Linked DNA regions of Homo sapiens: all the other regions are linked to region 3. A link is a contact called in ENCODE Hi-C or POLR2A ChIA-PET data. All regions are on one chromosome and are shown on one strand. The core of a region is the stretch at or near the end of the contact, and the rest is flanking DNA. Distances in the headings are between cores, read along the strand shown.

Region 1 (3,955 bases), core at 199-2,698, 170 kb before region 3:
TGGTTTGTGAATTAAAACAATTAATTTGTTTTCTTTTCCTCATGGCTTGGTTTCAGTTATTTTCTGTATGTGCATGTGTGTGTGTGTATATATATATATTCCCTTCATTCCATAGCCCAATTCTCATATATACACATATATGAGACAGGGGGAGAAGTGGAAGAAGAATTGCATGGACCAATGACAGTAATGTGCCATGAAATGCAGAGAACAATTAACCACATCTGAGGTTAAAATTAAAACAACATATAATATAAAAAGCCAGATAATACGAATTTTTTTTGAAGGAGTAAAGAAAGCAACTTCATAGGGAGATAAACCTCAGCAGAGCTATGAAACCCTCCTCAATTCTTCGGACTTGGGACTGGCCATCCCCACAGGCTTACATGTAAGAGCGTGCTGAGTAGCATCTGAGTCAGTATGAGAAACATCTGAATAACAATGTGTAATGCCCGCTTGAGGTTACCAAGGTTTGAATCAGTATACTCTAAATTCTGAATGTATATGGATGATGACTAAATAAGCGCAGGTCATATCTGAATCAGCCTACCCAGTCCATAGTATCCAATATACATAGCATGATTCCCTAAAAATGTTATTATATATTAGTATATGCATACCAAAAAAAGGTGGAGGACTTTGCTATAAACTATTGACAGAGTTGTTGGTGAGAAATGTGTGGCAGAGACTGGCCAAAAGTTCAACAAATCTGTTTCCTCTTCCGCCTGGCCACTCATCAGCTTACATTTCTCAGTCTCTCTTGCAGATAACTATGGCCGTGTGCCTGAGATCTGGCCAATGGAATCGTGGACAGTTCTCCATGCTCTTTCTCCTTCTGTGGCAACTCTGAATGTCGTGTGTTCAAGATGAAGACAGAAGATAGAATGACCTTGGGTCTCTGAATCATTGCTTGGAGAAGAGCAATTTACTGATCAGTGGTGTGAAAATAAGTAATTCAAAATCTAAGCTATTGGGCCAGGTGCAGTGGCTCACGCCTGTAACCCCAGCACTTTGGGAAACCAAGGCAGGTGGATCATTTGAGGTCAGGAGTTCGAGACCAGCCTGGCCAACAGGGTGAAACCCCGTCGCTACTAAAAATACAAAAAATTAGCCGGGCATGGTGGCATACGCCTGTGGCCCCAGCTACTTGGGAGGCTAGGGCACGAGAAACACTTAAGCCCAGGAGGCGGAAGTTGCAGTGAGCCAAGACTGCACCACTGCATGCTAGCCTGGGCAAGAGAGCAAGACTCTGCCTCAAAAAAAAAAAAAAAAAGAAAAAAATCTAAGCTGTTGGAACATTAAATTATTTTGAGCTTTAAAGAAATGTGTTTATGAGACTTGAGTCATGTGACAGGCAGCTGTAACCTAGGAAACTGTAAACATTTTTTCTCTGATTATAGATTAGCCTCCTTCCTTATCTACATAATTTTGTAAAATGTTGTAAATGACTAAAGGGTACTTCCCTTTAGTCCCACTTCACTGCTGATCTTCATTGCAGATTAACTTCCTTCCTACCTCTCTCACACAAAGCCTTCATGACTGTTACATTATATACTCTTTTAAATTAGAAAATAAATGAAACCAAGCCACAAGGAAAAGAAAACAAATTAACTAATTGAATTGTTTTAATTCATAAACCAGCTTTGTATAAGAAATAATCCTGTTAAATTTCTTTGTTTTCTTCCTTTATAAACAAGACCTTAACTTTTGACATCAGAGCACGGACCCCATTTCACTGACCCCATTTTCACGGAATAAACGCCTTAAAAAAATTTTTTTAATAGAAACAGAGTCTCACTTTGATGCCCAGTCTAGTCTTGAACTCCTGGCTTTAAGCAATTCTCCTTCTTGGTCTGCCAAAGTGCTGGAATTACTGGTGTGAGCCACTGTGCCCAGCCTGAATAAACTCTTTAAAAATGGGTGCTGATCCTTTTGATTCTTTCATGTTGATAGGGGCAAAATTCTGTTTTAGATTTCACTGGTAAAAGATAAAATCTTATCTTATTAGGCATTTGAGATGTTAGGATTGATCTGTTAAACTGCTAGCATTACATTAATCCCTACAATAGGGTTATAGGAAACTGCAACTTTCTACATTTTACATTTAGATACTGTTTGCATTTTGCAGAGCTTTACATTGCATATTTATAATCAGCATTGTATGCAATATAGATTTTTAAAAATTATGTTTCAAAATTTATAGCCAGCTTTTTCTCCTTGTCCTCTGAGTAATTCTTTTGCTTAACATTTTGGTGGAAAATGCAAAGCTGGGTGGTGTTACCAAAACGCTTGTTGCCCAAGGTCTATAAATATAGAAATCAGTTTGCTATCATTTCTGGGTTTTTTAATTGAAATATAACTCACATACTATAAAATTCACCCTTTTCAGCGTACAATTCAGTGGTTTTTAGTATATTTACAAGGTTGTGCAAATATCACCACTATCAAATTCCAGAAATTTTTCATTACCCCAAAAAGAAGCTCCATACCCATTAGCAGTCATTCCCTGTTCCTCTCACCCCACAAGCACTGATCTACTTTCTGTCTCTATGAGTTAGCCTACTCTGTACATTTCATACAAGTGGAATCATTAAAAGGTGGCCTTTCATGTTTGGCTTCTTTCACTAAGCATAATGTCTTCAAGGTTCGTCCATGGTGCAGCATATATCAGTACTCTCTTTTTGGCTGTATAATATTTTATTTGTGAATATACCACATTTTGTTTATCCATTTATCAGTTGATAGACATTTGGGTTGTTTTATGAATAATGCTGCTATGAACTTTTTTTAACGTAATTTTTAATTTTCTTTGAGACAGAGTCTTGCTTTGCTGCCCAGGCTGGAGTGCAGTGGTGCAATCTTGGCTCACTGTAACCTCCACCTCCCAGGCTCATGTGATTCTCATGCCTCAGCCTCCTGAGTAACTGAGATTAAAGGCTTGCACCAGCACGCCTGGCTAATTTTTGTAGTTTTAGTAGAGACAGGGTTTCGCCATGTTGGCCAGGCTGGTTTGAACTCCTGGGCCTATGTTATCTGCATACCTCTGCCTCCTAAAGTGCTAGAATTACAGGGGTGAGCCACTGCACCCAACCTGCTATGAACATTCTTTTTTTTTTTTTTTTTTTTTGAGATGGAATCTCGCTGTTGCCCAGGCTGCAGTGCAGTGGCACAATCTTGGCTCACTGCAACCTCCCTCTCCCAGGTTCCAGCAATTCTCCTGCCTCAGTCTCCCAAGTAGCTGGGATTACAGGCACATACCACCATACCTGGCTAATTTTTGAATTTTTAGTAGAGACGGGGTTTCACCATGTTGGCCGGGCTTGTCTTGAACTCCTGACCTCAGGTGATCCGCCCTCCTCGGCCTGTCAAAGTGCTGGGATTACAGGCGTGAGCCACTACACGGGACCTGAACATTCTTAACAAGACTTTTTTTTTTTTTTTTTAAATGATCGTAGGCCAGGCGCGGTGGCTCAGGCCTGTAATCCCAGCACTTTGGGAGGCCAAGGCGGGTGGATGACGAGGCCAGGAGATCGAGACCATCCTGACTAACACAGTGAAACCTCGTCTCTACTAAAAATGCAAAAAATGAGTCGGGCGTGGTGGCGGGCGCCTGTAGTCCCAGCTACTCGAGAGGCTGAGGCTGGAGAATGGCGTGAACTTGGGAGGCGGAGCTTGCAGTGAGCCGAGATCTCGCCACTGCACTCCAGCCTGGGCGACAGAGCCAGACTCCATCTCAAATAAAATTTAAAAAAAAAAAGATCGTTTGCTTTTTATTGATACAAAATATTTTATGTATTTATGGGGTACATGTATTTGTTACATAAATAGAACATGTTTTGATTAGCCGGGCGTGGTGGCACGCGCCTGTAGTCCCAGCTACTGGGGAGGCTGAGGCAGGAGAATCGCTTGCAACCGGGAGGTGGAGGTTGCAATGAACCAAGATCGTGACACTGCA
Region 2 (3,672 bases), core at 780-3,279, 140 kb after region 3:
TGGCAGCTAACATTTACTGAATGTTAGTATGCCAGATATTAACTGCTTTGCATAGATAATGCTTTAAAATCATTACAATAACCCCATCCCCCCAAAAAATCCTCAAATCCTACAATAACCCTCATAGCCACATACAGAAAGTACTATAATTGAACTAGTTTTAAAGATGAAATAGAAACTCAAAGAGATTTAGTGACCTGCCTGAAGTCACATGGCTGGTGAGTATGGAGCCTCCTCTCTGTGCATCCTTGGTCCATGATCTTAACTGCTATTCTAATCTCCCAGGTCCACAACACATGAACCCCTACTGTACTCATGGGCTTGAGCACCCAAAAGGTAGGGCAAGAAGACTGGATTCCCCTGGCTGGGTATAATCTCTTAATGTCCCCTTGGCTTCTAATACATGCACCTAAGGATCCCTGTCTGGCCCCCAGCACCTGTGAGTCAATCAGCCCATCACAGGTCCTAGTAGCAAACTGGGCATCTCTGGAGACCACAAATGCTGAGATGTGGATGCCCTCACCAGGATGCATCACATTCCCAGCCATGACCTGGCCCTACTCCCACCACCTGGTCATCAGGAATGGATTCCATTTTCTGGGCTATCCCCATGTTCTGGTCTCTGGAACTTTTCATCCCCACAGACTCTCCCAGGAAGATACCCAGCTATCCTCCCTATCTAGCTTTAGAACTGCAAATCTCAGGGTACCAGAAAGAGTCCCCCCATGGTCTGAAGCATGTCTATATGCTCTCCTGGGGCTCTATTTCTGGCCCTTTGGTTCTGTGCTTTGTGAAATGAGAATAATAACAGCAAAAATATATAACAGTGTATGTGCCAGACAATGTCCCAAGCACTTAAGATGATACATTATCACATTTAATCCTCACGACGATCTTGTAAGGGAGGTTCTAGTCTTAACCCAGTTTTCGAAGTCAGCAAACTTAGAGGGAGGAGTGACTTGCCCAAAGTCACAGCATGAGTGAAGTGGGTGATGCAGCTGTGATAGGATTAAAGTCCCTGACTTTCCATCTCATTATCTCCTTGTGTGCCCTCCCTGCCCTTGCTGGGATAAAACACCACAAGGAAGAGCCTTCTCCTCACTGCCTGGCTCCCTCACCCACCTTCCCTTCAAAGGCCTCTATGGCCACTCAAAGGCCCCTTCAAAGTGAGGCCACAGTCCCCTCTGCTGGCAGCTGCCTCTCACCGCACCTCCTATCTCTGATCTTGCATGGCCCTTATTAGTTGAGAGGTGTTTGGCTGCGAGCCATAGAAACCAGCTCCGCCTAACTTAAGGGAAAAAATGGCGGGAAGTTGGAGAGGGAGAGCTGGCATGACATGTTAGAAGGTTCATGGGGGTGTCTCAGGGGCTCCCAGAAAGGGTTGAACAGCCAAGAAATTGTCACAGAAGGGCAGGCCTAGAACATCCCACAGCAAGGGATCATAGAGCTTTCTTCCTAGAACACTGCCCAGAGCATGTGATTCCACTGTGATGATAATGAGATTTCTTTCTTCTCCATTCAAAATTCCACACTCCCAGGAGACAACATCTGATTGGCCCAGCTTGAGCCAGGCATTTCCGCAAGTACAGACTGAGGCTGCAGGTGTGTGTGTGTGTGTGTGTGTGTGTGTGTGTGTGTGTGTGTGTGTGCAGGTGGCCAAACAATGGGGCAAGCACTGGTCTGAGTGGCTGAGCATCTCAGGGCCAGGATGAAGGAGGGGGCTCTGTGCCAGGGACTGGCGATGGCAGACAGAAGGAGATCAGTAAGGAAGCCAGCACCTGGATCAAGAGTGCCGATTCTTGTCGCTCTCCCACCCCTCTCCACTGTTAGTCCAAACCGCACCATTTTGTAAGCCCCCGCTGCCCCCTCCCCCGCCATCTCGCAGACCTTGGTCGAAGTGAAACATTCCATGGGGTACGGACTGTGAGAAACAGCCTGCCTCTTATCATATTCTGCTGGGAGAAAGTGCAAGGAACACCACATTCCGCCAGAACAAGGGCCAAAACCGCCTCAGCATGGGAACACGTAATCAACATCTTCCTGGGCAGCAAGCCATACTGCCCAGACCCCTCCCCCACATGCTTATAATTACCCCAGCCTGTAAGCAGCGGTGGGCTCTGACATTAAGCTGATCCCCCTACCTCCACAGGTTTTTGCAATATACCTGTGTTGCTGTAGAGCTGCCCTCTCTCTCTGTATGTCTTTCTTTAACCCTTGCCTTCCCTTTAAAAAACCTAACACCTTAATCCAGAGCCCACAAGTTCAATCACTTTTAGTTTACTGAAATTCTTCCAAATTAGTTAAATTTTCAATTTCACCTTTGACCCAAAGCTCTCTCCCAGCCCCTATTCTACGAGGGGCAGACTTACAGCTCTGGTGGCTGTGGGCAGGGAGGGAGCATTTCCACACCTACCACCTTCCTTGTGATTGCTTCTCTGCAGTGGGTTTTAGGAGGAGGAAGAAAGGAAGAAAAGGATTTCTCATGTGAATGCCAATGGTGAGTTGGGGCAGGCCGTTTTCTGTGGGCCATAATGTCTATTCCCCTGCATGAATAACCACACATCAGTTGCTTTCGTACCCAAGAGCAGGGGTGATTTTCTAAATACTTAATAGCCAGAATGGCACAGGCACCAACCCAGGTGAACAGTCACCTGCCAATCCCTGAGCAGGGTCCTGAAAGCTCCCTGCTGTGCCAGGTCAGAGGTAGGGGACAGCAGGGACTCCATTAGGTACTTCAAAAGTCCTGGGTGCTCTAGGGGTGGGGGCAGAGTGGCTGGGGTGGCAGGAAGCACTTGGGGAAGTGGCTATTTGCAAGCTGATATGGAAATGTTTCAATATTTTAACAATTGGTATGGCAGTTGAATTTTAGCCTTGCCGTCACGAATCCAATTCACTGTCTATACACTCAGCTGGCAGTGAGGTTTCTATAGGCCCTGCTGGTGAGATACTCAATCCTAAGCCATTCTTTTAGGTATTGATGGTCCCTTGAAACATAACTACATTTTTCTGTAGATCTCTAGCGGGCAGTATGCCATGTTTCTCTGCAGGAGTTTTAAAAAACATTCAGCTCCCAATTTCGTCTGGCCTCTTCACCCCCAGTTTCAGGATCTATAGCTGTGCTGTCCAATCTAATAACCACAACCTACATGGATTATTTAAATTAAAATTAATTTAAAAATTAAACTTAGGCTGGGCACGGTGGCTCACACCTGTAATCCCAGCACTTTGGGAGGCCGAGATGGGCAGATCGTAAGGTCAGGAGATAAAGACCATCCTGGCTAACATGGTAAAACCCTGTCTCTACTAAAAAGACAAAAAATTAGCCAGGTGTGGTGGCACGCGCCTGTAGTCCCAGCTACTCAGGAGGCTGAGGCAGGAGAATTGCTTGAACCCAGGAGGCAGAGGTTGCAGTGAGCCGAGATTGTGCCACTGCACTCCAGCCTGGGTGACAAAGTGAGACTCTGTCTCAAAAAAAAAAAAAAATTAAACTTAGTTTCTCATTTGCTCTAGTTACACTTCAAATGCTCAATAGCCCCATGTGACTAGTAACTACCATACTAGATAGGTTGAGTACCAAATTCTTCCATCATTGCAAAAAGTTCCACCGGTCACCACCAGGTTATAGGATCTACCTTCCATAAATCTCAGGAACTGACCACTTAAGGGCCCAGT
Region 3 (3,596 bases), core at 21-2,520:
CAAAAAAAAAAAAAATTATTTGCATTGAGGAGTCTGCCTTCTGCCTTGAACAGATGGATACTGGCTGCAAACAGCTAAGAAGAACAGCAGCATCTTTTTTGGAGAGTTGGTGTTCAGGGCTGATTTTTAGCTTCAGTTTTGTACCTGAAGAGCAGTCAGATTTCTGTAGGGAAGATTTCCTAATTACAGTGTTTTTGGGGGGCCAGATGAGTTGTATAAAAAGACACCTTCACCATTTCTCCCAGCGTCTCCACATGGTGCTTCAGATTGCTTCAAATGAAACTTTAGTTGAACAGCATTTTTGAGGGAAAAGAAAGGAAATTCTCATTGATTTGGCCCTGTACTGTGTCTTTGGCACTAAATTTGGTGTTATACATATATTATTGAGTCTTCAAGGTAGGTGTTATTCTTTTATTTTTACAGATAAGAAAATGAAGGCCTAGTGAAGTTAAATAACTTGCCAAAAATCACCCAGCTAGTCGGCAGTAGATAACTGAATGCAGGCCTGACACAGAGTCCACACTCCTTTATACTACTCTTACTTCCTTTAGCTGTAACTTTAGCAAGACAGCATTAGTATTGGACCATGGGTAAAAACTATGTGGTTATGAGCTAAAGGAGATTAATTTAAGCATAAGTGAAACTTCAGTTTTATCTTGTGGACATGTTTTAAATATGCTTCTGAATCATCTTGTGTTTACCTTTTGCTGGTAGACTTCTGCTCTCAATTACAGACAGGGCCAGCTGAAGCCTCTGCCCCACTCGGTGCCTCTGAAAATACATACCTTGATCCCTGCTGTTGACCACTAAACTGCTAACATTCTTTCTCCCAGCTCCCACTCTCTGCCTGAGCTCTCCAGTGGAGTTCTGGTGTGAAGAGGCTTGTTGTGCTTTCCTCTACTTATCCTGTTTTCTCTGCATGTCCTGGTAGATAGAAGTCTTAGTGTCATCTGAAGTTGAAGCTCAGTGCTGTATTACAAATTTCTAATGCAGCTTCTCTTATCCCCATGTCTGACAATAAGCCTTTAACAGAAGACTTTTGGGTAATAATTTAGAACTTCTTCCTGTAGTAAAACCACAATAATTCCTCCATCTCTGTGGTAGGAGGAGTTGATGGCACAGTGTGTCATATGCCTGTTCCTCATTCGTGTGTATGCCGGCATCGTCCTGGTGCTGGAGTGAAAGGCACAGCTGCCCTGTAAATCAGGAGCTGTGCGTGATTGGCCAGGGCTGGTCTGCTGGGATATGGTTCTGGCAGGAAGCCAGGGGGACTTCCCCACCCCAGCATGGCCTTGGACCCAAGCCAGAAATAGCAGCTGGGAGCCGAGAACTTGTTGAAAGGTGCTTAGACAGGGCACAGAAGCCCAACAAAGGGCTTAGAGGAGAAAGGAAAATGTAGAGTGGCCTGGAAACAGGTGCAGAGCTTAGCCAAGGCCAGGTGTGCTGTGGATGCTGCCTGCACCCTCCTAGTCTCACCTTTCCTGTGGTAGCAGGTGCAGCCCAGTCCAGTTTATGAAGAATCTTATTTGGGGTTGGCACAATCAAAAGGCCAGCACCTGCCAGTCGTTGGCATCCGAAGGCCTTTGATGTTTTTGCCCATGGGCGATGCTCCTTTGCCTTTAGGCAACTGACTTAACCTAGTTGTGGAAGGCAGTTTAGTGTGTATATAGGCAGGGAAGCTAACCACAGAGACTAAACTCTTGCAACATGGTTGGCTCAGGTGGGTGAAATACCTGTAGCTGCACTCTTTGCTACCTTCAGTCTCATCTTCATTCAAAAGTGTCTGCCAGGGAGTGTTTCTTGAATACCCTCTAGATCAGGTTTTTAAAAGAAGTTGCTCAACTACATCAATTCTAAGACTTCTTTCTGGTTCGCAGATTCTGCGGCTTATTGGTTGATATGATTCTGTTCCCAGCCCATGCTTTCAGAGCATTTCATGAGTCCCAGGCCGCTGAGGGAATATATGCAAACCCGAGACTAGTATCTGCTCCTAAAGAAAGCTGTGAATTCTCTTGCCACAGATCGCCATCATTGTAAGATGATATGGAACTTAGAATAGGCACTTACTTAAAGCTGTTAGTTTATTTCTTCTTACGATGTGCTGTCTTTGTGTTGTAGCTCACACAATGGTCACTTGAGCTGTTAACTCTATTCTGGTTTTCTGGCTGATCTGGAAGATCCTGCACCCATGTATCCAGATTATGTAGCTAGTCTTACTAGCTGCAGAGCAGTTAAACCTCTAGGTCTTTCTTGGATTGTGGTTCATGTTTAGTTAGAATTAACAGCATGGTCAGAATGTTTACTCCTTTGGCTCTGTGTATTTCCCTGGAGGATTTCAGAGTCCTGGCTGCAGAATAGATTGGGTTTGAGGCTGACCTCTCACAACCTTTCTTTGTCATCATTAGGACCTGGTCCCATTGTCCCCCCTGTCTATGGCTTAGAGGTATCTGATGTCTCGAAGTGGGAAGAGTCTGTTCTTGAACCTGCTCTTGAAATCGTGCAAAGTTTCATCCAGGTAATTATGAATCATGATACATTCTATTTTCTGGTTTTCAGAGCACTTTCATTAGCTGACACCTTTGTTGCTATATTGAAGAACCAGGCCTTCTTTTCCATAGAATAAAGCAGAAGGGCTGGCTGCTTTTTAATACCTGGAGACTGCTTTTCTACTTTTACATTCAGAAAGGTTGTTGCTAAAATCTGTATACAGCCCATCTGCTCTCTGGGTTGAGAAAAAGGAATTTTAGGAAAATCCCATTTCCCTTAATAGAGAATTATATCCAGATCTCTTTGAATTGAATACTCCCTTCCACCCTTGTTCTTTTAGGGCCACAAGCCTACAGCCACTCCAATAAAGATGCCATACAATGAAGCTGAGAACAAGAGAAGTTATCACCTGTGTGACCTCTGTGATCGAATCATCATTGGGGATCGCGAATGGGCAGGTAGAGTATGGGGAGGGGCATGAAGAAATCTATAAGGGTGGGTTCACATTGACTTCATGAAATTTAGAGTCTTTGGCAGATTGAACCTGGAGTCTATTTATTTGTAAAGGGACAGCTAGATTCCTCTAAGAGCCTGTGCTCAAATTCCTTGGAGGCTTCTGGGAATTTGTCTCTGTATTCTGAGATTCAGAGGAAGATCAGATGCTCTCCATCTTCAGCTGGAATTAATATTTTATACTAAGAGATCTGCAGTTAACTTTCTAGAGCTCCTTTGACTTTGTGGTCCTGGCTTGGAGGAGTTTCTTGGCCTTTCATGTTTATAATTCAGTGGGGGTGGGATCAGGAAGTAAGGGTGTAAGGGAAGCCAGGCAGCTCATCCAGGAGACTGGAAGAAGCAGAAGCATAGCTGGGAGGGGGCAGGAAGTAGAGTTACTACTCCTGAGTGTGGTTTTTAAAAGTGGTATCTCTTCAGTAACTTTTGAGGTAATTGTTGGCATAGTGGTAGTTGCTAAAACTGTGATAAAAAGAAGTTAAGAGAAACTGTGTGAAAGTAAGCCTGTCACACATGTATAAAGAAGGTTAGTTCCCCACCACCTCAGGGCCAGCCCCACCCTAAGGCTCTATCCCTGCATTAGAGCCTGGATCTGCCTC

The links. A loop is a pair of places that touch in the nucleus more often than their neighbours do. ChIA-PET counts read pairs that join two places held with the same protein, here RNA polymerase II (POLR2A). Pooled maps may share reads with other maps.
Region 1: a loop to region 3 is called in a pooled map, with 1.9 times the contacts of the local background. The contact joins two enhancer-like sites. A Hi-C loop is called at or near these places in 1 of 50 pooled maps. POLR2A ChIA-PET finds 5 or more read pairs at or near these places in 2 of 52 experiments (AG04450 and MCF 10A).
Region 2: a loop to region 3 is called in a pooled map, with 2.2 times the contacts of the local background. The contact joins two enhancer-like sites. A Hi-C loop is called at or near these places in 1 of 50 pooled maps. POLR2A ChIA-PET finds 5 or more read pairs at or near these places in 2 of 52 experiments (PC-9 and activated CD4-positive, alpha-beta T cell).

Annotation. Positions count from the first base shown.
Region 1 is chr1:40,011,869-40,015,823 of GRCh38, reverse strand. It overlaps LOC105378669 (a long non-coding RNA gene), which reads left to right. Exons shown (of 3, transcript XR_001738013.3): 3 at 755-1,919. Among named protein-coding and RNA genes, the nearest start is that of CAP1, 27 kb to the left of the region's middle. RefSeq lists a silencer at 350-399. Within about 2 kb of position 1,448, at least 6 of the 41 ENCODE cell types and tissues checked have a DNase peak (open chromatin) inside an H3K27ac peak, as active enhancers do.
Region 2 is chr1:39,699,553-39,703,224 of GRCh38, reverse strand. No RefSeq gene overlaps it. Among named protein-coding and RNA genes, the nearest start is that of HPCAL4, 10 kb to the right of the region's middle. RefSeq lists an enhancer at 1,757-2,409. Within about 2 kb of position 2,029, at least 7 of the 41 ENCODE cell types and tissues checked have a DNase peak (open chromatin) inside an H3K27ac peak, as active enhancers do.
Region 3 is chr1:39,843,450-39,847,045 of GRCh38, reverse strand. It overlaps TRIT1 (tRNA isopentenyltransferase 1), which reads left to right. Exons shown (of 11, transcript NM_017646.6): 9 at 2,406-2,515; 10 at 2,828-2,945. Among named protein-coding and RNA genes, the nearest start is that of LINC02811, 28 kb to the right of the region's middle. RefSeq lists enhancers at 456-545, 1,016-1,065. Within about 2 kb of position 1,270, at least 20 of the 41 ENCODE cell types and tissues checked have a DNase peak (open chromatin) inside an H3K27ac peak, as active enhancers do.